7 separate regions of the Homo sapiens genome follow, and all the other regions are linked to region 5. Evidence: chromatin loops called from intact Hi-C (ENCODE). Cell type or tissue: PC-9. All regions are shown on one strand.

The links. Hi-C counts contacts between places; a loop is a spot of excess contacts. Peaks named below come from ENCODE experiments on the same cell type or tissue, not always from the same donor. Only the 100,000 strongest peaks of a DNase experiment are listed, where the experiment ranks them.
Region 1: it touches region 5 in a loop (19-fold over the local background); 7 of 110 quality-filtered maps call a loop at or near these places.
Region 2: a loop joins it to region 5, with 5 times the contacts of the local background. A loop is called at or near these places in 12 of 110 quality-filtered maps.
Region 3: a loop joins it to region 5, with 21 times the contacts of the local background. A loop is called at or near these places in 40 of 110 quality-filtered maps.
Region 4: a loop joins it to region 5, with 28 times the contacts of the local background. A loop is called at or near these places in 31 of 110 quality-filtered maps.
Region 6: a loop joins it to region 5, with 14 times the contacts of the local background. A loop is called at or near these places in 32 of 110 quality-filtered maps.
Region 7: a loop joins it to region 5, with 13 times the contacts of the local background. A loop is called at or near these places in 18 of 110 quality-filtered maps.

Annotation. Positions count from the first base shown.
Region 1 is chr11:77,618,068-77,622,067 of GRCh38, forward strand. It overlaps CLNS1A (chloride nucleotide-sensitive channel 1A), which reads right to left. Exons shown (of 7, transcript NM_001293.3): 6 at 1,539-1,628. The coding sequence ends at 1,561. Among named protein-coding and RNA genes, the nearest start is that of CLNS1A, 18 kb to the right of the region's middle. In PC-9, CTCF peaks have their summits at 1,708 (motif pointing left) and 1,907; a DNase peak (open chromatin) is centred at 1,734.
Region 2 is chr11:77,546,608-77,550,607 of GRCh38, forward strand. No RefSeq gene overlaps it. Among named protein-coding and RNA genes, the nearest start is that of LINC03030, 22 kb to the right of the region's middle. RefSeq lists an enhancer at 2,536-2,605. In PC-9, CTCF peaks have their summits at 1,853 (motif pointing left) and 2,053; a DNase peak (open chromatin) is centred at 1,824.
Region 3 is chr11:76,917,541-76,921,540 of GRCh38, forward strand. The region is part of intron 1 of ACER3 (alkaline ceramidase 3); the gene reads left to right. Among named protein-coding and RNA genes, the nearest start is that of ACER3, 59 kb to the left of the region's middle. In PC-9, CTCF peaks have their summits at 1,718 (motif pointing left), 2,064, 2,493 (motif pointing right) and 2,693 (motif pointing left); DNase peaks (open chromatin) are centred at 1,721 and 2,511.
Region 4 is chr11:76,808,102-76,812,101 of GRCh38, forward strand. No RefSeq gene overlaps it. Among named protein-coding and RNA genes, the nearest start is that of TSKU, 27 kb to the left of the region's middle. RefSeq lists an enhancer at 2,365-2,454. In PC-9, CTCF peaks have their summits at 2,274 (motif pointing right) and 2,478; no DNase peak of the experiment used is centred here.
Region 5 is chr11:77,044,449-77,048,448 of GRCh38, forward strand. LOC105369399 (a long non-coding RNA gene) reads left to right here and starts at 3,418. Exons shown (of 2, transcript XR_950340.1): 1 at 3,418-3,456. RefSeq lists a silencer at 1,706-1,885. In PC-9, CTCF peaks have their summits at 1,811 (motif pointing right), 2,011, 2,700 and 2,915; DNase peaks (open chromatin) are centred at 2,693 and 3,383; H3K4me3 peaks cover 1,449 bases; H3K27ac peaks cover 470 bases.
Region 6 is chr11:76,732,441-76,736,440 of GRCh38, forward strand. No RefSeq gene overlaps it. Among named protein-coding and RNA genes, the nearest start is that of TSKU-AS1, 49 kb to the right of the region's middle. RefSeq lists a silencer at 1,549-1,648. In PC-9, a CTCF peak has its summit at 1,680; a DNase peak (open chromatin) is centred at 1,641.
Region 7 is chr11:77,111,387-77,115,386 of GRCh38, forward strand. CAPN5 (calpain 5) reads left to right here. Exons shown (of 13, transcript NM_004055.5): 4 at 1,203-1,411; 5 at 2,856-3,048. Among named protein-coding and RNA genes, the nearest start is that of OMP, 11 kb to the left of the region's middle. RefSeq lists enhancers at 1,738-2,332, 2,333-2,928, 2,929-3,522. In PC-9, CTCF peaks have their summits at 2,293 (motif pointing left) and 2,494; no DNase peak of the experiment used is centred here.

The sequences.
Region 1 (4,000 bases), 570 kb after region 5:
CAAGGACTGCAGTAACATCCCATTTGTTTAACTGTTAGTGACATACCAAATGAGTTTCTCATGATTCTGATTAATAATAGAGTGGCTGATGTTCTCTGTATAGTCTATTCTTCAAAAGAAATATGTGAAAGCCCAAAGACCCAAAAATCTGTTTTCTAATTGCAATAAAACAGTTACTAAAACAAGTATCACTGAACTGAAAAAATTAATATGCTATAATGTGATGAGAAATAAGGAAAGAATACTGAAGTTGATATCAAAGGATTTCCCATGAAGTAGAACAGTGAAGTTACTGACAATTGGAACTGTGAGAGCTAAAAATCAAAGTTAACAGAGCTCCAGTGATGTGAACACATGATTTTAACAGAGAAGACATTGCTAATTTTAAACTGTATGGCTACCACTGACAAAAGTAAATGTGGAAATTAAAATTAAGTATTTAAGGGAAAATATAAATCATAGAACTCTAAGAGGTTATTTTCTGATAGTTCCACTGGCAGGATGTGAGAAGAAAGCACAGGTCCAGTATCACAATTCATGGTCAGTATAAGAAGCAATGTTATACAGTTTTCACAATAGCAGTAACTTGGAAGCTAACTGGAACTTTAAAAGGCTGGTTTCTGAAATGAAATAGAACAGGGGTAAAGGAATTAAAACTTGTAACTGGAGAAAAGCCAATGATTACAGAACTAGGTTCAGAACTAAAATCTGTATCAGAAGAAAAGAGAAGGAATTCTGAAATATTTATCATTGCAGGGAATAACAAAGGATCTTATAACTTAACTGGATGACTGACAGTGGTAGCAGAGTCAAGTCAAAACATATAAATCTTACCATGCTATTACTATATGCTTTAGTAAAATAAAAGGAGGCTAGCGAGAGCATCTCAAAGACTGGAGGATAGCCAGTATTCAAGAAAACAATGCTATAAGGTAGGAGGAAGTTGTAGTGGGGAGACAGGGACAACAATTTAACAACAGCTTATAAAGGACTACTACAATTACTGGTTCTAGCTCTGTATGATATGAACATGACCTTCAGTTATTATCTAACATATAGTTGAAATACTTAGGCTGGCAAAGGACAATATATTTCTCAGAATAATGGAGTAGCAAATAAATTGTCAGGAACAATCTGAGGTTTAAAAGAAGAAAAATTTTTTTAAAGAAGGAAAAAGAAATAGGCCAGATACAGTGGCTCACAGCTGTAATCCCAGTACTTTCGGATGCCGAGGAGGGAGAATCATTTGAGGCCAGGAGTTAGAGACCAGCCTGGGCAACATGTGAGACCTTGTCTCTACGTAAAATTTTAAAATAAGCTGGGTGTGGTAAGCATGTGCCTATAGTCCCAGCTATTTGGGAGGGTGAGGCAGGTGGATTGCTTGAGTTCAAGGCTGTAGTGAGCTAGGATCATGCCACTGCACTCTAGCCTGGGTGACAGAGTAAGACCCTGTCTCAAGAAAGAATTTTAAAAAGTAGAAAGTAATCATTTCATATGATTTTCATGATCAGCGACAAGGGAGAAAATGAACTACTCACCTTAAACTTGCATAAATCATTTTCAGTGATCAACATCTGCATCCTCAAACTGTCCAGCAACTGTTGGTGTGGTATCCACCTCCATCCCATCTAAACAAAAAAATTAATTACTGAGCAATCCCTATGAACACTTCAGACAGGTAGATTCAACTTATAACTTCTACCAGAAGGAAGCTAGTGCCCTCTGCTGGTAAGAATTGCTTTTTCCTCTTTTTGGAAAAGTCTGAAGGGACAAACTGAGAAAGAAAATGCTACCTGGGGATTTAGGCCACATCAAAATCAGTCTGCGACACTAACTGTGTAAATTCTCACCCTCAATACTAAAATAACTCTATGTAGGAACTTTCAAATGCAGTATCAATTGTTCACCCTTTACAGATCTAAGTATTTACTGTTAGGCTTTTTAAGGTATACAGCCCTATCCTCACAAAGTGAAAAGACAAAAATCAGTACAGCAAGCTTTTTGCTTATTTCCCTGTTTTTGTCATCTCATTAAATAAAAGGTGGGGAGGGAACAAGAGAAAAAAAACAAGAGCCCTGATATGGTTTGGCTGTGTCCCTACCCAAATTTCATCTTGAATTCCCACGTGTTGTGGGAGGGATCTGGTGGGAGGTAACTGAATTATGGGGGCAGGTCTTTCCCGTGCTGTTCTCATAATAATGAGTAAGTTTCACTAGATCTGATGGTTATATAAGGGGGAGTTTTCCTGCAAAAGCTCTTTTTGCTTGCTGCCTTCCATGTAAGATGTGATTTGCTCCTCGTCTTCCACCACGATTGTGAGGTTTCCCCAGCCATATGGAACTGTAAGTCCAATGAAACCTCTTTCTTTTGCTAATTGCCCAGTCTTGAGTATGTCTTTATCAGCAGTGTGAAAACAGACTAATACAAGCCCCACGGAAAGAGTTGTCTTGGCCAGGCACAGTGGCTCACGCCTGTAATCCCAGCACTTTGGGAGGCCAAGGTGGGTGGATCACCTGAGGTCAGGAGTTTGAGACCAGCCTGGCCAACATGGCAAAACCCCATGGCGAAATCTCTAACAAAAATACAAAAAAATTACCCGGGCATGGTGGCAGGCGCTTATAATCCCAGCTACTCGGGAGGCTGAGGCAGGAGAATGGCTTGAACCAGGAAGGTGGAGGCCAAGGCAGGCAGATCACCTGAGGTCAGGAGTTAGAGACCAGCCTGGCCAACATGGTGAAACCCCGCCTCTACTAAAAATACAAAAATTAGCCAGGCATGGTGGCACATGCCTGTAATCCCAACTACTCAGGAGGCTGAGGCAGAAGAATCTCTTAAACCCAGGAGGTGGAGGTTGAAGTAAGCCAAGATCATGCCACTGCACTCCAGCCTGGGCAACAGAGTGAGACTCCGTCTTAAATAAATAAATAAATAAATAAGACAGAATCATGGCCGGGTGCAGTGGCTCACGCCTGTAATCCCAATACTTTGGGAGGCTGAGGCGGGCGGATCACCTGAGGTCAGGAGTTCGAGACCAGCCTGGCCAACATGGTGAAACCCCGTCTCTACAAAAATACAAAAATTAGCTGGGCACGATAGTAGTGGGTAATCCCTGCTACTCAGGAGGCTGAGGTGGGAGAATCACTTGAACCTGGGAGGCAGAGGTTGCAGTAAGCCGAGGTCACGTTATTGTACTCCGGCCTGGACGACAGAGCAAGACTCTGTCTCAAACACACACACACACACACACACACACACACACAATCAGTGTATATACACACACAAAAGGACACAAGACTGAAAGGATATGCAACAGAAAATTAATAGTAAATGCATCTCAGAATTATATTTATTTTTTTCTACCTCTTCTTTGCCTGTGCATACTTTAAGCCAACATGGTGGAACCTTGTCTCTACTAAAAATACAAAAATTAGCTGGGAGCGGTGGCAGGCGCCAGTACCCCAGCTATTCAGGAGGCTGAGGCAGGAGAATCGCTTGAACCCAGGAGGCGGAGGTTGTAGTGAGCCAAGATCGTGCCATTGCACTCCAGCCTCGGCAACAAGAGCGAAACTCCATCTTAAGAAAAAAAGAAGGGTGTGATAGTTAAATTTATGCATCAACTTGGCTAGGCAATGGTGTCCAGATAGTTGGTCAAACATTATTCTAGATGTTTCTGTGGAGGTTATTTTTTAGATGAGATTAGCCTTGTAAACTGGTGAAAATTGGGTGAAGGAGATTACCCTGCATAGTGTGGTGGGTCTCATTTAATCAGCTGGAGGCCTCAATAGGAAAAAGACTCACCTCCCCTGAGCAAGAAGAAATTCTGCCAGCAGAACTTCTGAGGCAGCAGAATGCAACATAAACTCTTCTCTGGGTCTCCAGTCTGCCGGCTTACCATGCAGATTTTGGACTTGCCAGCCTTCAGTCACGTGGGCCAATTTCTTAAAATCTCTCTCTTGCTTTGGTGGGTGTGTGTATACCTGAAGAGATGCCTGAATTGACA
Region 2 (4,000 bases), 500 kb after region 5:
AAAATGTACCATGTAGAGTGCAGTGGCTCATGCCTGTAATCCCAGCATTTTGGGAGGCTGAGGTGGGCGGATCACGAGGTCAGGAGTTCGAGACCAACCTGACCAACATGGTGAAACCCTGTCTCTACTAAAAATACAAAAATTAGCCGGGCGTGATGGCGCACACCTGTAATCCCAGCTACTCAGGAGGCTGAGGCAGGAGAATCGCTTGAACCCGGGAGGCGGAGGCTACAGTGAGCTGAGATCGTGCCACTGCACTCCAGCCTGGGCAACAGAGCGAGACTCTGTCTCAAAAAAAAAAAAAAAAAAGTACCATGTAAAATTGGACCTACCTGTGACTGAGTTAGTCATCAGGTTATTAGGGATTTATCACTTATTGACTGCCCACTAGCAGACTCAGTGCCTGTAACATAGTAGGCTCCAAGTAAAGATATGTTTGATGGATGGACAAATGGATGGATGGATGGATGGATGACTCAATCTCTGTCTTTAGATCCCTAGAAGAAGAGACACTTGTTTGTTCTATATATACATTTTTTCATTTCTTTTAATTTTTTAATTTTTTATTTTTGTGGGTACATAGTCAGTGTATATATTTGTTTCCTTCCCTCCCTTCCTTCCGTTCCTTTGTTCCTTCCTTCCTTCCTCTCTTTCTCTCTCCCTTCCTTCCCTTCCCTTCCTCCTTCCCTCCCTCCTTCCCTTCCCTTCCCCTTCCTTCCTTCCTTCCTTCCTCTCTCTCTCTTTCTTTCTTTCTTTCTCTTTCTTTCTCTCTCTCTCTTTCTTTCTCTCACTTTGTTGCCCAGGCTGCAATCGCGGTTCACTCCAACCTCTGCCTCCCAGGTTCAAGCCATCCTCCCACCTCAGCCTCCTGAGTAACTGGGCACGCACCACTGCACCCGGCCAGTTCTTGTATTTTTTGTAGAGATGGGGTTTTGCCACATTGTCCAGGCTGGTCTCAAACTCCTGGGCTCAAGGGATCCACCTGCTTTGGCCTCTTAAAGTGCTAGGCGTGAGTCACCACACCTGGCCTTGTCCTATATATTTCTAAAGAATACATTTGAGACCAGGAAGTGCAGTATTAATCTCTCTTTGTTATTTTATTTTTATTTTTTTGAGATGAGGTCTTGCTCTGTTGCTCAGGCTGAAGTGCAGTGGCACAATCATGGCTCACTGCAACCTCTGCCTCCTGGGCTCAAGCCATCGTCCCACCTCAGCCACCTGAGTAGCTGGGACTACAGGCATGTGCCACCATGTCCAACTAATTTTTAAATTTTTTTTATTGGCAGGGTCTCACCATTTTGCCCAGGCTGGTCTTGAATCCCTGGGCTCAAATGATCAGCCCACCTCAACCTCCCAAAGTGCTGGAATTACAGGCATGAACCGCCTGCCCTGGCCTCTTTGTTATTTTGATCAGAGAAAGTGGGTTTGGCTAAACGAAGTCCAGGCTCTTGGGGAGAAGCCCTTGGGAAGAATAGAAGTGAAAAGGAGGCTTCTCTGAGCCAGTCAAACGCTCTCCAGATCTTCAGACTCTGCTGTTCTCACATCCCTAGGCCCAGATACACTTAGTTTCTTTCTGGAGTAGGTAGAAGCTACAAGGAAGCAGTTTTCACATAAAATCAAGAACGATATTCTAATAAACTGACCACACATGGAAAAAGTGCTTCGAAAAAAGGGAGTTTCTCATCACCAGCCCCTGAGATGGAAGAAATATTGCCATAGTTGTTGTTATGTCAGGGAGGGAATTCTAGCTTTGAATTGGTAGTTAGATGAGAAAAACTCCTTTCAGCCTGAGATTTTGTGACTTCATTTATGAGACACTCACGCTCTCACAACTAGGCTTTCGACTGCCACCTAGAGGCTTACTTATGGAAAAGAGAATAAATATTACTACAAATCTGAACCCGAAGAGAACGCTGTTCTTCTTCATTTTGAATTTTCAACTCCGCTTGGGCCTACAGGCATCCCTTCCCTAGGTATTTCTAAGGGCAGAATCTCATAACAGACTAAATGTTATGCTCTTGCAATATCAACACAACTCAACACAGCTACAGGGCAAGGACAGAAACACAGAGGAAGCGTCTTCTCTTTCTCAGCCTCAGAGATAAGGAAGCAAGTAATATACACGACAAAATAAATTACAATGTGAGTTAGACTTTGCCAAACAGCTAATGCAGGTGATTATTGCCATGAAAGTTGAGTCAATGAAGGGATCCCTGTGGTCTGGGGTGGAAGGGCTTTTGGGGAGGGAGTAGAATTAGAGCTAGCTCTTGATGAAGAAATAACCTGGGGAAGGTAAGATGGAGCAGGAACAGATGGAGGTGAGTGTAGCTAAACAGCGTAGGCTTTGGAGTCCAAAAGACTGCATCAAATTCTGAACTGTCTTCACTAGCTGTGACTTTAGCTACTCTCTTAAAGTCTCTGAGCAGCAGCTTCCTCCTCTTATAATGGGGATATGCTCACCTTTCTTGAAAGCATGTTGTTTGGATTAGAGATAATATATGTAAAGTAGCACAATAATAAACACTCACATTGTTGTTGGCATTGCTGTGGATTAGACACCGGGGTGGACCTGGTATGGGCTGAGCCTTTGTGGAAGCACATGAAGTGAGGCCAAGGCAGTGTCGAGTGCTGAGAGAACCCATGACTAGGAGTCAGCAGACCTCAGTTTGAGTTCTTGATTTCATGTCACCAGGCAAATCACTTTCATTTTCTCCAGGCTTGTCTTTCGCATCTGTACAGTGAGGGTATTGGTCTGGAGAAATAATTCTCTACCCTGGCTACTTAGTACATGAGGAGACTGAAAATCACCTGGTGACCATTGAACAGGCCCCAGAGAAAAAGCTCCTTACCTGAGAATTTAGAATTTAGAAGGGAGCAAATAGCACCTGGTGACCATCAAACAGGCCATCCAGAGGCAAAACTCCTTATCTGGGGAAAATTAGATGTAATTAGACTTCCCTACTTTCCAAAGCAGGTATCTGGTTCCTCTGGTTTTTGGTAAAAGATGTGCTCTGGATTACCTCCTAGCTGAAGAGGGAGGAGTCTTTGCTGTCATCAACAAAACCTGTTGCACCTACATTAATGTGTCCGGAGAAGTGGAAACTGATGTCCAAGAAATTTTCAAACAAGCTAAATGACTACACACACTTTCCCAAAGTAACCAAGACTGGACCAAAACTTTTACTAATTGGTTTCCAAAAATCACTTGGCTTCTCCCATTCCTTGGACCTTTGTTCCTTGTCATTCTTCTTTTAATATCTGATCCCTGCTTTTTTTTTTTAACATGCTCATTAAATTTATATCTTCCAGATTGCAAAGATTCCACCTACAGATGGCTATGCAATCCCAATACCAGCCTGTAACAGCAACTTCCATTTGCATGGGGCCTTTTGATGGAACCCGGTTTTCCCTGTCCTGAACGAGTTTTTCGTGACCCTTCATTCCCTTCATGACAGAGCAAGAAAGGAAAAAATGCAACCTATCCCTTCAATGCCCCCTTTCAGCAGGAAGTAACCAGACTCCACACTCCTCTTCACTGTGGTGTTTTCCCTTTCTTGAGACCCCAATTGTCAGGCCTGAGCCCAAGCTAAGTGATCATATCCCCTGCGACCTGCACATATATATCCAGATGGCCTGAAGCAACTGAAGAACCACAAAAGAAGTGAAAATAGCCAGTTCCTGCCTTAACTGATGGCATTCCACCACTGTGATTTGTTCCTGCCCCACCCTAACTGACCAATTGACCTTGTGACATTCCTTCTCCGGGGCAATGAATCTCAGGAGCTCCCCACCAAGCATCTTGTGACCCCCACTCCTGCCCACAAGAGAACAACCCCCTTTAACTGTAATTTTCCACTACCTACCCAAATCCTATAAAACTGTCCCACCCCATCTCTCTCCCTTTGCTGACTCCTTTTTCAGATTCGCCCACCTACGCCCAGGTGATTAAAAAGCTTTATTGCTCACACAAAGACTGTTTGGTGGTCTCTTCACACGGACG
Region 3 (4,000 bases), 130 kb before region 5:
TCGTCAGTACAAAAAAACCAAAATATATATAATTGGCCAGGCGCAGTGGCTCATGCCTGTAATCTAAGCACTTTGGGAGGCCAAGGTGGGAGGATTGCTTGAGTCAAGTAGTTCAAGACCAGCATGAACAACATAGGGATACCTTGTCTCTACAGAAAAATTTTTTTTTAATTAGCCAGGAGTGGTGGCATATGCCTTTAGTCCCAGCTACACAGGAGGCTGAGGTGGGAGGATCACTTGAGCCCAAAAGGTCGAGGCTGCAGTAAGCCATGATTGTGCCACTGAACTCACTCTGTGCAACAGAGAGAGACCCTGTCTCAAAAAAAAAAAAAAAAGAAAGAAAAGAAAAGAAAATAGAATGACTCTTGTAGTAATAAAAATCCCACATTCCTGCATATCTTTTTATCTGTCAGAAGCATAGCTTAAGTGTTATCTTCTTACTGAAACCCATCTTGGATTCTCTCCCTCCCGCTAAGTGTATTGGTTTTTTTGCCTTCTTTGTTCCTATCACTCTCTTTTGCTAGTTGTTTACCTGTCTGTCTTTCCTGCTACACTTATATATACTTTTTCAGGATAGGTACCAAAGTTATTCACTTGTTAATTTTTCTTCTAGCTCCCAACTTAGTGCCTTGCATGTAGAAAATACTTGATAAATGTTTGTCAAATTGAATTACATTTGTGTTTATCATTTTTTAAAGTAAGACACACTTGGTTTCCTGTTTTTTTTTTCTTCTGATATCTATCTTAATTTAAAGCTACTGGAAGGAGTCCCTTGTACTGTAATATGCATTTATATGATGGTTATTATTATTATTTTTTTCTTTAAGCTTAGCGTGAACCAGTGTACCCTATAACTTTCTTTGTTACTGGCCTGGATTAGAAGACAAACCTTCTCCCTTGTGATAACTGTTCTTGAGCTGGTGCAAGTACCAACACAATTCCCAGGTTGCACCTATTTTTGTTCGTTTTTTACTTTTTATTTATATCATAAGTAGTTATGTGGGGTTTTTTTTCAACTTTTATTTTAAATTCAAGAGTACATGTGCAAGTTCACTATATAGATATTAATTCTTAACACAGCAAGATTGTGGAAGTTCTTATATAATATTCTATGGATCTTTCTCATATCAAATAATCTTTATATGTGTTATTTGGTCATATTTATTATTTATATCATATTCAATTATTTAAATAATGTAAATATAATTGTTTTTACCCATTTTGCAAGTTAGGAAACTAAGGCTTAAGCATAAATAAGTTGCCTAAGTTCACACAGCTAGAAGGTGGTAGTAGATAAGAACACAGTAATGCCTACTCTAAATTGTGAAGATGAATTTAGATGATCTCCCTATCTACATCCATCTCTGAAGTCTCTGAAGCTCTGGGAATGTTTAACATTATTTGAAGATCTGCATAATCAGTAAAATATTTGGCAAAATGAACTTGCATTGGGGAAAAGTGCTGGGTTGCTTTCAGGCTCAAACCAGTTACAGCTTTCATCAAGCTAATTTGCTGACTGGGCAGGACGGCTTTTCACAGTGGAAGTGAAGCAATATAGATCACTTTTTCAGCTTCACTAGATTTTAATGCTTCTATTTATTTATCTTTAGCTCTGGGTGATGGTTTTACAGTTGTAAATACAACCGAGCTCTAAATTGTTTATCCAGTCACCTCAGGGTTTTATGTATTCAGCCAAATGTTGGAAAACCGTTTAGATTGTGGAGCACACTGGCTCCACCTACTGTCCTATGAGAAAACACTTTCCTACTGTATCTTCATTCACAATTCTCTTAAATTGTACCCTTTTGCACATGTGCTTTTCCCCAAACTTTGTTTCTCATATTTTTGATATTTGAGTTTCCGTTTACCTTGCTGAAAGATAAATTTACCTATTAAGAAATCGTGAAATTACTGTAACGTCAGTCTTGCCTGTAATTTATATTATAAGGAGAATGTGTTTGGGGGTATAAAAATATCATAGTTTTCAAAAATCTAAATCTATATCAAAATAAGACTTTCCTTCCAGAAAAAAAGTGTTCAAAATATTTTAGTACACTATTGTGTGGTGTATGAATGAATATCTCGCTTTTATTTCCAGAACAGAAATTTTTTAATTGAATTTTCTGGAAGCAGTTAACCTCAAATCCAATTAAACTCTTAGTAGAAGTAATTTTATTTTCTACCATTCATCTTTTTAATACTTTAGTTTTCAGTTATAAAGACAATATAGCAACATTGTAGAAAATATGGAAAAAGGGGGAAATCCATTATTTAACCTGCTTAAATGTTTATTCTTAATTTCTTGGTTAGGGAACCCTCACCAACTATAGTTTTACCAAGTCATGATTGATGAAAACATAGTTTTATAATTGTGGTCGTTATCAATTTATTACTTCTTAGCTCTGAGTTCAACATTCATTGCATGGTTGGTGAAAATAGACCTGAGCCCTTTGAATATTTTCCTTTGACAACTGGCTGGATGTTAAATTTTGTCAATAGAGGGCGCCAGAGAGACATTGCAAGAGGAAGAGATTTTCCTTCCTGGTTCTGGTGTGCTGGCTTGGCAACTTCTCTGGCGCCAGCTCTTGCAGTCCAAGTGGCTTAATAGCTTCTGGCTCCTACAGTGCTGAGGCTTCCCCAGTGCCCACCTCTTAAAGCTTGGTCAGCTTCTGGTGCCAGGCTATTGCAGAACGTGGCTGTCAGCAGCACCTAGTGGTCAGTAGCATCCCCTGCCCACCTACCTCTCCGCTCTATGGGATTAGCTTTAGCTGGCACCCTAGAGGGCAGAGTTCTGACAAGTTCTGAACAGTAGATTTCAGCAAGCTCTATGGGTATAGCACCACAGCAACTTCTCGGCTATTCAGTGAACCATGGTCATGCCTTCTCCAGCAAGGTCTGCATCTCAGCCTTGGGGAAACCTCTTTTTTAATGCTCTATCTCAGCCTTAGGGGTAGTGGCTGCTCCTTACCTCTGATATTCCTTTATTCTGTAGAGTTTTCTTTACTTGTGACTAGCCTGTCTCTCCTTACTCTTATAAGTTAATAATTCTCTATTCAAATTACTCTGGTTTATCTTTTCTGATTGAACTCTTGACTTTTTTTTTTTTTTTTTTAACAGACAGAGTCTTGCTCTGTCACCCAGGCTGCAGTGCAGTGGTGTGATCATGGCTCACTGCAGCCTCAGCCTCCCAGGCTCAAGCGATCCTCCCACCTCAGCCTTCTGAGCAGCTAAGACCACGGGCAAGTGCCACTATGCCTGGCTAATTTTAAAAAATTTTTTGTAGAGATGGGTTCTCCTTATGTTGCCCAGGCTGGTGTCGAACTCCTGGGCTCAAGCAATCCTCCCCCCTTGGCTTTCCAAAGTGCTGGGATTATAGCCATGATCCACAATGCCTGGGCTGAAACCATTTTTTTACCCAAAGTTTTAAGTCCACGATCATTTTATGTGCATTATTTTGCTTAGTAAAATTAAATTAGCTAACATGTATAGCTATATAAGCTAAATTGCTTATTTACAAAGCAATTACATATCTATTATTCTTTAAATCAGCTTTTTAAAAGTAACCTTTTATTCTTTTTTCCTGACTTTACAGTCTTACCTGATTTATCAATTTTTTGCCTTTGTGGTTAATCCTTTTCATGTCCTACTGAAAAAAATCATTGCCTCTCCAAGGTGATAAAGATGTTCTCCCATATTTTCTTCTGAAGGTTTTATTGTGTTACCTTTTACATTTAGATCTATAGTACCTCTGGAATTTATTTTTAATTAAAACAAATTTTTAATTGTTTATCGAATTGGGCAGCCCTTGAACCAGAATGGGTTCAGAGAAGCTCCCATCTGGAATTTATTTTTGTGTAAGGAGTGTGAACCTGGGATCCAGATTAATTTTTTTCCTATATAAATATGCAGTTGATCCAGTATCTGTATTGAAAAGACCATCCTTTCCTTAATACACTGCAGGCTTATGTTTGTCATAAATCAGGTGCTCGTAAATGTTAGT
Region 4 (4,000 bases), 240 kb before region 5:
TCCCTGCTGTCATGGAGGTGGTCATCTACGGGGAGGGCCAACAGTAAATGGGTGCCTGGGCATCTAAGTAAGTGAGGAGATGGTGAATGCTACAAAGAGGGCAAATTGGAGCACAGTAGAGGTGACGGGGGTGCCGGCAGAGGTAACGCGGTTGGGTGCTACTCTCACGTTTGAGCTGAGACTTAAAAGAAGGGAGGAAGCCAACCCTGCGGGGACCTGAGGAACCTTTTCCAAGGGAGGAAATCTCGGTGCAAAGACCTCAAGGAGTGAGTGAGCTTGGCACACTCAGGAAGGACGCGAGGCTGGCCGGGGCTTGATGGGAGAATTGAGGGCAGCGAGGCTGGCTGGATAGACCACTGTCAGTGCTGCGGATTTTACTCCAGTCACAGCAGGAAGCCAATTAGAGGCCTTTAGACAGAGGTGACACAGGCTCTGGGGACACTTTACAAAGATTGCCCTGGCTGTGAGTGCCAGAGCAGAAGCAGAGAGATCCATTAGGAAGTCCTTGCCATAAACCAGGAAGGAGATGAGAGTGACTTGATGGTAGCAGTGGAGATAGGAAGAAATGTAGGAATTTGGGTCTGTTTTAAAATAAAAATAAAACTTGCCGATGAAATGACAGGTTATTCGGTGCCAGGCGCTGAGATGTACACTTTGTGTGTATTGACTTATTCATTCTCGCTATATATAAAGCTGTTTTACAGAGGAGAAAATGGAAGCTCAGGGAGGTTAAGTAATTTGCCCAAGGTCCCATAGCCGATAAGTGACAGATTCTACATTTTAAAAACGAGTCTGTCGATTCCAGAGCCCACAAACAGACTGCTCAATGCAGAGAATGGGAAGCAAAAGATTAGACATACAGAATCAGAAATGGAATCCCAGAGTGCTAGTCCAACAACTTTGACGCAGGCTTCAGCCCAGACCAGAGACTTGTCTCAACTGTTTGGTTGTTCTCTTGGCCAAGGACAGCTGCCCTGGGATCCAAAAGCTCATCAGAGAAAGCTCCCAAGAGCTCAAGTCTGCATTCTTCCCCTCCTTGGGTAACCCACTCATGGTCACCCAGCCAGTTTAAATCCTGGGTCCTCTGACCTTCCTGTCCAGGCCTCCTCCCTATCCCCACAGAGCCCGCTCAGCACAGGGTAAGACCAAGAACATCACGTGGCCACTGCTCACGTCAGATGAGAGCATGGCATATTCCCCTCCTGAGTTCTTGGCTTTTTAACACGGACCTCAGAGCTTTAACTAAAAGTATTTGACTATGCATCCAGGTGCTGTGGCTCATGCCTGTAATCCCAGCACTTTAGGAGACCGAGGCCAGTGGATCACTTGAGATCGGGAATTCAAGAGCAGCCTGGCCAACATGGTGAAACCCCATCTCTACTAAAAGAACAAAAAATACAAAAAAAAATAGCAAGCCTGTAATCCCAGCTATTTGGGAGACTGAGGCAGGAGAATTGCTTGAACCCAGGAGGCAGAGAGAGGCTGCAGTGAGCTGAGATCACACCACTGCACTCCAGCCTGGGCGACAGAGGGAGACTCCATCTCAAAAAATAAAAAATAAAAATAAAAAAAATTGGCCGGGCGCGGTGGCTCACGCCTGTAATCCCAGCACTTTGGGAGGCTGAGGCGGGCAGATCACAAGGTCAGGAGATCAAGACCATCCTGGCTAACACGGTGAAACCCCATCTCTACTAAAAATACAAAAAATTAGCCGGGTGTGGTGGTGGATGCCTGTAGTCCCAGCTACTCGGGAGGCTGAGGCAGGAGAATGGCATGAACCCGGGAGGCGGAGCTTGCAGTAAGCCGAGATCGCGCCACTGCACTCCAGCCTGGGCAACAGAACGAGACTCTGTCTCAAAAACAAACAAAAAAATTGATTATGTGGAGGCACCCAGGCATAAAGGTAGGTCAGCAGGGAAGGTATTTTGCTCCTCAAATTGGGGTGGCAGAGAGCTGGGGTACCTTGAATTCAATCATTCCTACCATGTTCAAGCTGCGTCACAGAAGCGTGGGACATGAACACTGTTTACAACCCATTTCTAACAAGCTCAGAGCCTGCTGAAAGAGTTACCAAGGTAATCAGCTGGAGCCCCCGTCACAGGGCCTGGCACACTGAGGGGTTCCTTCCTCCGCTCCCTGAGGCTGGGGTTCAGGGAGCACATCCCAGGACATGACGCCGTGTCGGTTTTGACTGGTCAGTACTGGTGCGATGCTAGTGTCAGTCCTTTGGCTTTCTCTGCCCGCTACATGTTAGGTCTAATCCATCCCAAGTTAGGATTGGGTCATTATTTCATTGGCACTCAGCAGGGGGCGCTGATAAAACAATTTAATTCAAAGTGTAGCCAGAAATTATGGAGGAAAAGAAACTAAAAGTAACAATCATAAAATGAGTAATTCCTGTCTACCTGAATGGCATGTAATGTTTCAAAGCAACTGGATGTCCCAGATATGTTTGATCTTCACAAAAACCTAGTGAGGAAGTTGCATTGTTAACACTGTCCGCTCTCCGCTCCCTGTAAAAATGAGGACAGAGAGGAAAGGAGAACCCTGTCCCTGCTCCTTGGCCTGGTGAGAGTGGGTCACTGGGAAGACACCAGGAAGGAGGCCAGGAGGCAGGAGTGTTACTGGTAGAGGGTGTGCAGGTTCTTGGCATCTTGAACAGAGAATTGGACAAAACGCACAAAGCAAAGAAAAAGAATGAAGCAACAAAAGCAGAGATTTATTGAAAACAAAAGTACACACCACACAGGGTGGGAGTGGCCCAAGCATAGGGGTTGAAGAGCCCCATTACAGAATTTCCTGGGGTCTAAATACCCTCTAGAGGTTTCCATTGGATACTCGGTGTATGCCCTATGTAAATGGAGAGGATATTCCCTGTCATAGCTGAAGTGTTTCCATTTGATTCACTTCTAGGAAGTCCAGCATGAATTGGCCTTAGGTTCCCTGCCTCCAGACCATATTCTCCTGCCTTATTTCTCCCCTGAGAGATGTGACCCCATAAATCTTTATAGAAGGCAGAGGAACGGATGGTCTTTCTTCTTTAACTACTTTATGCTGGCTTAGGGCATAGTCCCTACCTATTGGGGATCATGGAACGCTAGCCCTGCTCTGTTTAGTGGAGGGAGGATAGTTCCTTGATGGCCGGGGGTGGTCTCTTCACTTGGAACTGGCTGGAACCCATGTTGCATGATCATCTGAAGCTTGATGGTCTCTGAGTAAGAGGAAATGAATTTGGTTAAAAGATTTAATGGGAACTTCAGGGGCTGGGTACCTTTGCTGTCAGGAATGTTTGTTATAGAGATTTGCAGGAGAATAACAAAACCTGGTCTGTGATCTGTTCTAGGATCTATGTGTTTCCTTAAAGTCTTAACATGAGCGACTCCATTTTGGTTTGGTTTGGTCTGTTGGGGCCTAGTGCATGAGCTCAGTTCAAAACAATGGCCTCCCATAATTTTGTTTAAAAAAAATTACCCCTTTTTGGTCACGTTCTCACCTAGGTGAGAACGTGACCAAAACTTACGGCCTTAGCACCACTCTCAGTTACCATCATTTTGGGTTTCTAGTCTCAGAACATCATTCATAGGTTATGGTGTCCTCATGGTCACACATTTCTTTCAGCTCTTGTCATTCCAGTTGAAGAGAGACCATCTGACATTCTAGAGATGGCTGCATGCAAATATTTAAAATGTCTGAGAGAATACAGTGCACCAGGGAGACTATTATCATGACTATTGGGAGGATAATACCAAGAGTTTGGAGTATGCTCCTTACCCAGGGTCCCCATAAACCAAACCTCCTAAAATTAAATAGATTAAAGAATGAGCTACGTAAAGAGTCTACTCACTTAACTAAGCAGGGTCTTCGTTAATCTGCTACAACTGAATCTCTATAATACCCAATGTTTTTTCCATAGGCCATGAGGGCCAGCAGCTTCACAGATACTTCTCTGTTCAGCCAATTCGATCATAACCTTCACAAGAGAACTTAAAGTCTGTTGTGT
Region 5 (4,000 bases):
TGAAGGAAGCAGGAGGAGGTGGCACTTCTGTGACCTTTCTGCAGCCCTTGCCGTGGGCCTTCAGTAGCCACAGCCACTTGTCACTTGCTGATCTATTTTCTGAGCAGGCCATAACAAATACTCCTACATGCTTTTGGGGTGAATGGATGAGTGGATGAGTGCCATCTGTCCCAGTGATGTGGACTGTATCTGTTAGGACAGCAGTCCCCAACCTTTTTGGCACCAAGGACTGGTTTTGTGGAAGACAATATTTCCACAGACCAACGTGGGGGATGGTTTGGGGAAGATTCAAGTGCATTACATTTATTGTGCACTTTATTTCTATTATTATTACATGGTAATATATAATGAAATAATTATACAACTCACCATAATGTAAAATCAGTGGAAACCCTGAGCTTGTTTTCCTGCAACTAGACAGTCCCATCGGGGGTGATAGGAGACAGTGATAGATTATCAGGCAGTAGATTCTCATAAGGAGCAGGCGACCTAGATCCCTCACATGCGCAGTTCACAATAGGGTTCATGCTACTATGAGAATCTAATGCTGTCGTTGATCTGACAGGAGGCGGAGCTGAGGTGGTAATGCACGCGATAGGGAGCAACTATAAATTACAAATGAAGCTTTGCTCACCTGCCGCTGTGCAGCCCGGTTCCTAACAGGCCACAACCAATACCGGTCATTGGCCCAGGGATTGGGGACCCCTGTGTTAGGATACTGTACTAGTTCCCTATTGCTGCTGTAACAAATTCCCACAAGCTTGGCTTAAAAGCACACTCATCTGTTACCCTACAGCTCTACCCACCAACTGCACTCCTTACTGGAGGTGCTAGGGAAGGATCCATTTCTTTGCCTTTTCCAGCTTGCAGAGACCTCCTTCCTCCATCTCCAAAACCGACCATGTGGCGGCTCTTGGTGCGTTGCTTCCACAGCCACATCACTCTCTGACTTTCCTGCCTTCTCCTTCCACTTCCAAGGACCCTGTAACTACACTGGGCCTACCTAGATAACCTGGGATTCTTTTCCTATCTTAAAGTCAGCTGATGAGCAACCTTCATTCTACCTCCAACCTTACTTCTCTTTGCCATGTAACATGGTGACATGCCACATGTAACATTCTTATGTAACATGCATCAGTCACAGGTTCCAGGTATTCAGTAGGGTATGGGCAACTTTTTGGGCGGCCGTTATTATGCCCACCACAGTGCCCAGTCAATATTTGTGGAATAAATCAACAGTAATGAAATAATGCACAAAAATGAATCAAACAAGGGTGCTTCTTCCACACAGACCTCCATGATGCGAGCTCTCATTCTGGACTACTGAGTGACATTAATTCTGAATTCCCTGCCCCTAGCTGCCATTTGTCAAGGGCTTGCAAGAAACAGGAAAACAAGAATGCTGAGGCCAGAATGCGGACAGGTCCTCTGGAAGGTCCGAATTGTGCTTTGACACAAAATCACACAAAAAATGCTTTTACAGCCTCCTCCCATTTCCCTGACAGACAGGCGGATTATCCCCATTCTATTCCTAGAGATGAAGATTCAGGACCTTGCCGGCCCCGAGACTCAAGAAGCCGCCGTTATGGGTCGGCTGGGTGACTCTGGGTCCTGGCCACCCGGTCTCTGAAGCTGGGTTGCACGCGTGTCCAGGTCCACGGAAGGCTGCAGTACCCGCGCAGCCCCGGCATCACCTGGCGTCACCCGGCGCCACCTGGCGCATCGCTCCCCACGGCACTGGCCCGGCGCTCCCCGCTCCGCTCGTTCGGCTCATGCGGCCCGCGGCCGCCAGGGGGCACGCCCCGCACCCCGCACCCCGCATCCCGCACACACGCGCACTCAGCGAAGCAACCCCGGAGCGCGATCCCCCAACGCCCCTTGTGAGACCAGCATGACTTTGACACTCAAACCCCTCAAGGATCCCATGAGCAGGGAAGATGATGCGCCTGTCTCAGGAACCTAGATGGAAACAAAAATCTTACACAAAATGCTAGCAGGCGAAATGCGATGACATGTGAAAAGGAGATCTATCAGGACGGAGGTGTGTTTATACTAGAAATTCCAGAGGGGCTTAGCATTAGAAAAACAGCCAAACTACATAAATAAGACAGGAAGATCCGTCAATGAGGTACATTATATCAAGAGAAATATGAGCATTTCAGAGGCAATGTGAAAGACGTTTATTAAAATTCAACATCCATTAGTGATTTTAAAGAAAATCTTAGTAAGAGGTGAAAGCATTTGACAGCATTTTGCTTAAAGTTAGGAGCAAATGAGATATACCCATCATCACTACTTCTGTTCAGAATTGTCCAGAACTTGAGAGAACACCAAGACAAAAAAAGATACAGAAATATAATAATTGGAACTAGAGGAAGAACTTTTTCAAAATCTCAGAAGTTTAGAACCCTATCAGATCCAACTTCCCTTTCTGTAACAAATGAATGCCACTCTCTCCATCCTGAAATGAAATACTTAGATAATATAACACTTCCACACACATATTTTCAAAAAGCCAATACAATGCTTTTATTGTAAATTATGTAAATATGAGGTAAATAAAAGAAAAATACTTTAAAATAAAATGTTATTTTGATGTGTGAATTCTTGGGCCCAACAACAAAAAATAAAACTCCCCTGCAAATTTCCAAATCTCTCCCTAGAGGGCAGTACACCTCTTCAAGAACTATTAGTCTACATAGAAAAACCACCAAAAAAAACCACACACGCGCACAAACCCTCCAGATATTTCATTAGATTACTAAGAAAAGGTAGCAACTTCTCCAGATAAAAAATCAATATACAAAAATCTAGGCCGAGGTGGGTGGATCTCTTGAGCCCAGGAGTTTGCAACCAGCCTGGGCAACATGGGGAAACCCCATCCCTACAAAGAATACGAAGATTAGCAGGGAGTGGTGGTGTCACCTGTAATCCCAGCTACTCGGGAGGCAGAGGTGGGAGGACCGCTTGAGTCCGGGAGGTCGAGGCTGCCGTGAGCCCTGATCGTGCCACTGCACTCCAGCCTTGGTGACCCTGTCTCAAAAAGAAAAAGACCAAAAGAATCTATTTAATTCCTATATAGTAGCAACAAGCTATGAGGAAAAGTCTTTTTTTTTTTTTTTTTTTAGAGTGAAAGCAAGTTTACTAGAGAAGTAAATAAACAAAAGAATGGCTACTACATAGGCAGGGCAGCAATGCAGGCTACTTGACTGAGTATACCTATATGCTAAACAAGGGGTGGATTATTCATGAGGTTTCGGTAAAGGGGGGACAATTTCCGGAAATAAAGGTCCCTCCTCTTAAAACCATATAGGGTAACTTCCGGTCGTTGCCATGGCATTTGTAAACTGTCATGGCGCTGGTGAGAGTATTTTTTACCATGCTAATGCATTATAATTAGCATGTAATGAGCAGTGAGGACCACCAGAGGTCACTATCATTGCCATCTTGGTTTTGGTAGGTTTCAGCTAGCTTCTTTTTTTTTTTTTTTTTTTTTTTTTTTGCTTTTTTTTTTTCATTATGCTTTTAAGTTCTAGGATACATGGGCACAACGTGCAGGTTTGTTGCATAGGTATACATGTGCCATGTTGGTTTGCTGCACCCATCAACTCGTCATTTACGTTAGGTATTTCTCCTAATGCTATCCCTCCCCAAAATCCCCACCCTCCGACAGGCCCCTGTGTGTTATGTTCCCCACCCTGTGTCCATGTGTTCTCGTTATTCAACTCCCACCTATGAGTGAGAACATGCGGTGTTTGGTTTTCTGTCCTTGTGATAGTTTGCTTAGAATGATGGTTTCCAGCTTCATCCGTGTCCCTGCAAAGGACATGAACTCATCCTTTTTTATGGCTGCATAGTATTCCATGGTGCATATATGCCAGGAAAAGTCATTTTTTAAAGTGTCAATAGAAACAAAATTATACTCAGGGCTAAATCTAAAAGAAGATATGCAAGAAAATAATTAAAAATTATGTTAAGATATATGTATCTTACATTTCTT
Region 6 (4,000 bases), 310 kb before region 5:
CCTGGGTGACAGAGCGAGACTCCATATCAAAAAATAGAAATAAAAAATAAAAATAGTGTCAACCATTTCCCCAACTTTTCTTTTTACTGGAAAGCATTTCCAAACTTTTTTCTTACATAGGTAATAACAATGACATGACATAAGTAGCACTTGTCTATGGCCCTGGAATATAGTCTCATCTCACTGGAGCCTCATTAGAACCTCTACAGCGTAAGGCTCAGACGAACAATGGCCTTTCCTGCCCTGTTCATTGCTGTACCCCCAAAGCCAAGCCTAGTGCATAGTATATACACAATAAATACATGCTGAATTAGTTAACTTTACAGATGAGGAACTGGGATTCAGAGAGCTGATTCTTGCTCAGGGTGACAGAATCAGTAAATGACAGAGCCCTGATTTGAAACTGGTCACTCTGTCCCCAAAGACTATTTCTACTGCATCATGCTCCTTGGCCTTTCTGGGTTTCAGTTCCTCACCAGTTAAATGGGAATCCCAAGGCTCCTTAGAGTGTCTGTCATGACAAAGGATATAATGGAAGTGAAGGTGCTCTGCCAAGAGGAAAGGGACACATGGGTTGGGGGAGGTCTTTCTTGTTTCTTTCACTGAGGCCTCTGCAGGGCCTAGTGCAGGGGAGGAGCTGGGGATGCTGCAGTGAGAGAGAGGATGATGCCTACAGGACATGAGTAAAATTGAGATGGATGGATGGACAGATGGATGGATGAGTGGATGTAGGGATGGCAGATGGATGGATGGGCAGGTGGGTGGATAGATGAAAGGACAAATGGGTGTATGGATGGATGGATAGATAGATGGGTAGATGGACAGATAGTGTCTTAGTTCATTTTGTGCTGCTATAGCAGAATATCACAGACTAGGTAATTTAGAATGAACAGAAATTTATTTGGTTCATGGTTCTGGAGGCTGAAAAGTGCAAGACTGAGGGGCCGGCATCTGGTGAGGGACTTCTTGCTGCAGCACAACATGGTGGAAGGCATCTCATGGCAAGAAAGAGCATGCAGGTGAGAGAGAGGCAAAAGGGGGCCAAACTCATTCTTTTATAAGGAACTCATAATAACAACCCATTCCCATGATAATGGCATTAATTCATTCATGAGGGCAGAGCCCCCATGAGCTAAGGCCTCATCTTGTTAAGGCCTCACCTCCCAATATCTCCACATTGAGGATCAAATTTCCAACATACAGACTTTGGGGGACACATTCGAACCATAGTAGATGGAAAACTAGATGGGTGGATGGAAGGCAGATGGATCGGTAGGTGGATAAGCGAATGCAAGGATGATGATGGATGGATGTGAAATAGACATTACTGTCCAGTGTGGTCTCAGGCTGGTATTTTTTATTTTTATTTTTATTATACTTTAAGTTTTAGGGTACATGTGCACAACGTGCAGGTTTGTTACATATGTATACATGTGCCATGTTGGTATGCTGCACCCATTAACTCATCATTTAACATTAGGTATATCTCCTAATGCTATCCCTCCCCCCTCCCCCCTCCCCCCACCCCACGACTGGCCCTGGTGTGTGATGTTCCCCTTCCTGTGTCCATGTGTTCTCAGTGTTCAATTCTCATCAGGCTGGTATTTTAGTCTTTATCCAGCAGAGGGCACCAAGGCTCCAATAATTGGCCTACGCTGGAGTTTCTTGGCAGTAGAAAGCTGCCTGCAGGAGAGCACACCTGGAGTCAGAACCAGGCCCAGCCTGCAGCTTGTGGGCAGCTCAGGCAGGTGATAGGCTCAGGACACAAAGGACCAAGTTAGGGTCCTGGGGTGCAGGGGCATAAAAAACACAGGCTTAGGGTGTGGTGGCTCACACCTGTAATCCCAGCACTTTGGGAAGCCGGGGCAGGCAGATCACTTGAGGCCAGGAGCTCAAGGCCAGCCTGGCCAACATGGTGAAACCCCATCTTTACTAAAAATACAAAAATTAGCCGGGTGTGGTGGCATGCACCTGCAATCCCAGCTACTCAGGAGGCTGAGGCAGGAGAATTGCTTGAACCCGGGAGGCAGAGTTTGCAGTGAGTGGAGAATGCAACACTGCATTCCAGCCTGGGCGACAGAGTGAGAATCCATCTAAAAAAAAAAAAAAAGCACGGGCTTAGGGACAGACCCTGGCATCTCCCTCCTGGAATGGGGCCTCAGGGGCCCCATTTTCCCCTTTGAGGAAATAGGTGCACCTTCTGGGCTTGTGGTGAGGATGAAATTAGATGCTCGAGAGGGAAAGTTTGGTATGCTGGGGGCCCCTGACACAGGTGAGGTATCTGAGGCTGAGAGGCCTGCATGACTTATTCTAGGCCACCCAGTAAGTGCGAGATAAGAGGTAAAGACAGCCTCTGAAGCTCCAAATGAGATTTCTATAAAAATAGAGAAAATTCTATTAGAGTAAAAGTGGTTCCTGGGGAATCAAGACAATTTGTGGGGTCAGGGGGGCTGCTCTGAGGCTGGAGACGATTGTTGGAGACCCTGGGAGGCTGAGTTACATCCTGAGCCTGTCCTGCCACCTGGGGTGGATACTAAATATGCACTTAGCACCCGACCAGGAGCCCCAGGTGCAAGCCGGTAGTGTGGGAAATTATCATTTTAACGTGAACTTGACTTGCACCTCCCACAGTGACTGGATGTGAATTTGCCATCTTAACAGAGTGTTTCAGGAGGCTGAGTTTTTCCTTTGGGGTTTATTTTATGTGTTGCTGTCACTCCTGGTCCCTGCCAGGGATTTATCACAGGGACCAAGCCTGTTTTGAATTGCTTCAGAATGAGCTTGTCGGCAGGCAGCATCCTGTAAAAGAAGCCAGGCCCAGTTCCAGACAGCTTCAAACAGAGAAAGAATAAGCAGAGAAAGCCAATCTCAGGTTTCCCAGAAGCAAGTGGCTGTGCTGAGCAGAGGGAGGGTCCAGCCCAGAGCACGAAACAGCGGACTAGCATTGGGTAGAGAGCTGGTCCCCTGGCTTGGTGAGGGCCAGCCTGGAGACTGGTAGAGGGACCCAAATTTGGGAGGGAGATAGTACTTTCAGTTTGCCCTTTTTGTTCTCATAAGGCAGCATTCAGAACTTGCCGCGGCACTGCAGGCCAGTATAGCCTTGAGCAGGACAGACCCACTGTGGTCTAAACCCACTCCTGGTGGGGCTGCCGCCTGAGACCACCTTTGTGTTTCAGCTGCCCCCAATGTAGTGCACCCAGAGTGAGTTAACACCCTCTGCCACCTGGAGGGTTTGCCTCCTCCACCTGAAGCACATGGCCCCAGCTCCCTGTCCTGGGCTCAAACGTGGTCTTTGCATTCATCCCTGATGAAGTTCCCCTGAGAGCATTCTGCTCATTAGTCCAACTTGTTGAGTCTCACACCTTCATGCATCTGTGGGCTCAACATTTTCTGATCTCCTGGTCTGTGCCAGCTCTGTTTTTGATACTGGTGAGACAAAAGAGACTGCTATAACCTGATGGGAAAGGCAGAGGTTTGCAACCTCGTGGAGGGTACGAGGCACAACAGGAGGTGCGAACAACCGGCTTTGGAAGGGGATCCTGTGGTCTGGCAATTCCTATCCTCACTATCCTCACGCATGGTGCAGGTTGATGAGCTCGCCCTCTGCGACCTTATCGCAATCTCCAGCTACGTGGTGGAGTGAGACAAAAGCAACAGACGGCAGGCTGGAGAGGACCTGCAACTGACAGAGAGCCAGCAGCAAAGAGCAAGGAGCAGATGGAAGAATCCAGAGACCTGTGAGCAGCAATGCGATGAGAAAGGGAGCTGCTTTTGTCAGCGGGGCTCCTGCCGGTGTCTGGAGGGCATGGGGCTGAGAGTTTGCAGTCTGATGCACTGTCAAATTATTCTCCATGGCCCCAGTGCTGTTCCACAGTGGACAGGCATGTGCAAGCCTACTTCCAAAGGCCCAGGAAGCTGAGAGGCCGAAGAAAGAGGCTGACATATCCCCTTCCTCAGAAGAAACATTTCAGAGGGACTCAAAGAGAAGCCACGTCCGAGA
Region 7 (4,000 bases), 67 kb after region 5:
TTTTCTAGCTGGGTGACCCTGGACGAGTTACGTGCCCTCTCTGGGCCACAGTATTGTCATCTGTGAAGTAGGGCTGGATAATAGTCATCTACTCAGAGGTTATTGTGATAATTAAATGGAGATAAGTCATGGTAGTCACAGGCATTTCCCAGATGCGTCATAAGTAATAAAATCAATGTCTCAGTGTCCCCAGTCAATGTCTTTGAATTCATTCATTCAGTCAATGCATGTTTACTAAACATACTCTCTGGGTCAGGCCCTGGGCTAGGTGCTGGGTGCATAGCAGTGACTGAGACCTATATGGCCCTGCCCCCAGAGAACTGACATTCCCAGTGTAACATCAGAGCTCAAAGTCACAGAGTTACTTAATTATAACTTGGTAAAGGTAAGTATCTCAGATGAGAGCTGCCAAGGGCCATGAGACTGAGATAGGGGTCCTGGCCTAATCTGAATAGTCAGGGAGGCTTCCTGGAGAAAGAGGATGGACACTAAAGGACAAATGGAAGTCTACTGAGTAATGAGGAGAAGGAAGAACCTGGAGCAGGGAGCAGGGGTGGGGGCTGCTGTGGGGGAGGCAGAGAAATGAGGCTGGGGGAGTGCATTGAGAGTTTGTGTCTTATTTTCTAGGGAAGTGACAGGACTGGGTTGGTCTATGTGGGGCGAGAGTAGATGTAGCTGCAGACACTGCTACAGTTGTCCCTGGGCGAGGAGATGGGGGATTGGGCCAGGGTGGTGCCAGTAGGATGGAGAGGAGGAGATGGATTTCAGGAGAATGGAGGCGCTCAGATTGGGCTGACTGGATGGAGGGAGGGAAAGCAAAGCAGCCAGTGGGGCTGCCAGCCTTGGGGTGGGCTGGATGGGTGGATGGTGGCGCTGGTCACTAGGCAGGAGCTGGTGGTAGATGTGGACGGAAGTCTCGGGGAAGGTTGCAGGGAGGCATGAGAAAGAGGAAAGCTCACACACTCTGAGAACAACAGCTGGAAGGAGGCCGAGGGAGCCTCCAAGCCTCGCGGAGATGGGAACCTGAGCCTGGAGATGGGGAGGATTCATCCGGGTCTCACGAAGGCTTGTGGCAGAGTTGGAATCCGAACCCAGTATTCCTTTACATTCCGATTCGCTGGAAGCACACGCCCCCATTTCCTCAGGAAGCCGGACATCCCCTCACTGTGTTCCCCCATCCTATCCCCCCTCCCCCTACCCAGGTCATCCCAGACTGGAAGGAGCAGGAATGGGACCCCGAAAAGCCCAACGCCTACGCGGGCATCTTCCACTTCCACTTCTGGCGCTTCGGGGAATGGGTGGACGTGGTCATCGATGACCGGCTGCCCACAGTCAACAACCAGCTCATCTACTGCCACTCCAACTCCCGCAATGAGTTTTGGTGCGCCCTAGTGGAGAAGGCCTATGCCAAGTAGGTGCCAGCAGCAGGCAGGTGGGTGGGAGGCCCAGACGGGGGTGGCACCGGATGGGCTCCTCGTGGTATTCCGTTAGCCAGGGCTTTAGGCACAGAGAAGTGAGGGGCTGGTGCAGGCACGCAGCAGGCTCAACCGCCAGGCCTGAGGGCATAGTCAGCTGAGCCTGTGCTGGGTGGGGTGGAGGCCTGGGCCCTGTAAGGAGAGGAATGTTGGTTACTCCCATTTTAGGGGGAGAAGACTGAGGCCCAGGCAACATCCTGTAGGTAGCTGGGGGCAGAGGCAGCACTCACATTTAGGACCATTCTCGAAGGTTCATGCTGCCATGCCCTGCCTGGGGCCTTGGTTGGGGAAGTGGTAACTGAGCTGGGGCCTGGTTGTGCAGGGTGGGCCACGTGCCTGCCTTCCCCGCCTGCTGGGCCTCCCTCTTGTCCACCATCCGCCTCTGCCTGGCTGACTGTCCATTCTGTCTTTGCTGACCCCTCCTTCTGCTCCGTGCCTTCTGCTTCTGTGTCCCCAGTGCCCAACACAGAGCCCAGCATAGAATGGGCACAAGCAAAGTTTTGCTGAGCTGTGGGGAACCCTGGGGAAGAGTGACTCGCGCAGGCCGTTGCAGGGCAGGGATACGCCTAGGCCAGGAGGGAGGAGGGAGGAGGGGCAGTGGGGTCAGAGGCCAGCCTCGCCAGCTCTAGGTGAGCCACTCTCTGGTTCCTCCTGCTAGGCCCATTTGTCAATCTTGCTGAAAAAATGTGTGTGTAGGGGCAGGAGCAAGGAGAGAGAGAGATAGAAAACAAGAGAAAGGGGGAGAGAGGAAAAGGAAAGACAAAAACTCCCAACATCAAAAACCCAAGAAAACACATTGGCAGGTTCCACTTTCAATCCTAAGAAAGGAAAGCCAGCCCCCTGGTGGCCACTGAGTCTCCACCACCTGGATGCAGGTCGACCCAGTGGCCTTGGTTGTTTTTTGTTTTTTGAAAAAACACAGTTTCATTGTGGTAAAATAGACAAAACATAATGCTTCTCATTTTAACCATATGGAAACATACAATTCAGTGGCATTCATTATGATCACAGTGCTATGGGCCATCACCACTATCTATCCCCAGAACCTTCTCATCATTCCCAGCAGGAGGTCTATACCCATCCGACAGTAACTCCTTCCCCTCCCCCTGACCATTGTTGGCACTTTGGAAAAGAGTTGCTTTTTTTTTTTTGGACAGCTGATTTTTTAAGATTGAGCCACTAAGGCTTAGGGGAATTTAAGCCTTATATGTTGGCCCGAGTGTTAAGAACTGGGTTCCAGTGTTGGCTCCGCCGTGGCCTGCTGCGTGACTGTAACAGGTTGTTTGACCCCTCTGAGTTTCAAAAACCTCCCCTATGAGGTAAAGGATGCAGCCTGGCTGGGGAGCATGAGCTGGGAAGTCTTTCCACATTGCTTCCCAGACTGGCAGGCTGTTACCAGGCCCTGGATGGAGGCAACACAGCAGACGCACTGGTGGACTTCACGGGTGGTGTTTCTGAGCCCATCGACCTGACCGAGGGTGACTTTGCCAACGATGAGACTAAGAGGAACCAGCTCTTTGAGCGCATGTTAAAGGTGCACAGCCGGGGCGGCCTCATCAGTGCCTCCATCAAGGTGAGAACACGGCAGTCCCCAGAGGCGACCCCTCCCCTTCACCCTCGCTGACTGAGATGGGAGACAACTGTGACATCCCACGCTCAGGTCAGCTCCTACGTATTCAGACCCTCAGCCTCGTGGGGGAGGGGAGAAGTTGGAAGGTGCAACCCCCTGCCCAGACCCTCTAGGCTGTGAAAAGCCTTTCCCGCACTGTTCAACCAAAACTTCTTTTCTGATCCTCTTGGGTTATGAACGTCTGTGCATCTGAGGGTGGTCCTGATTTCATTACTTGCTCGTGTTTTGGATGAGAAAGCTGAGGCCCAGTGAAAGCCAAGTTCAAACCCAACTTTAGCAGACCCTGTGCTGTGCTGGTAAACTGCCTCCAGCAAAGTAAAAAGCCCCGGTTTGTAGCATTTGCTAATTACTGTGGTGTAAATACTCCCACCATGGCTGATTTCCAACTACCCACATTTAACAACCAGCTATTAACAATATTCCTGGCCGGGCATGGTGGCACATGCCTGTAATCCCAGCTACTCGGGAGGCTGAGGCAGGAGAATTGCTTGAACCCGGGAGGCAGAAATTGTGGTGAGCCAAGATCGCGCCATTGCACTCCAGCCTGGGCAACAAGAGCAAAACTCCATCCAAAAAAAAAACAAAAAACAAAACAATGTTCCTGAATATTTAACAATTCCTGGAATATTTAACAATTTAAATATTCCCGAATATTTAACAACAGCTGAGCCAGTGCACGTGGGCCCCAGCATTCCCCTGGGCTGACCCACTATGGGCACCTTCCTTTACTGAGACTGCTGCCCATGGGGGTTTTAAAGCTCTGTGAACACAGCACTGCCCCATGACTGCAATTCCCATCCCATCCTGTAGGTCCCGTGCAGCCTCCTAGCCCTCCAGCACCTGAGTCCCTGGTCTGGGTTCCAGTGTGGCCCTGCCTCTCTGAGCAACTGTGTCC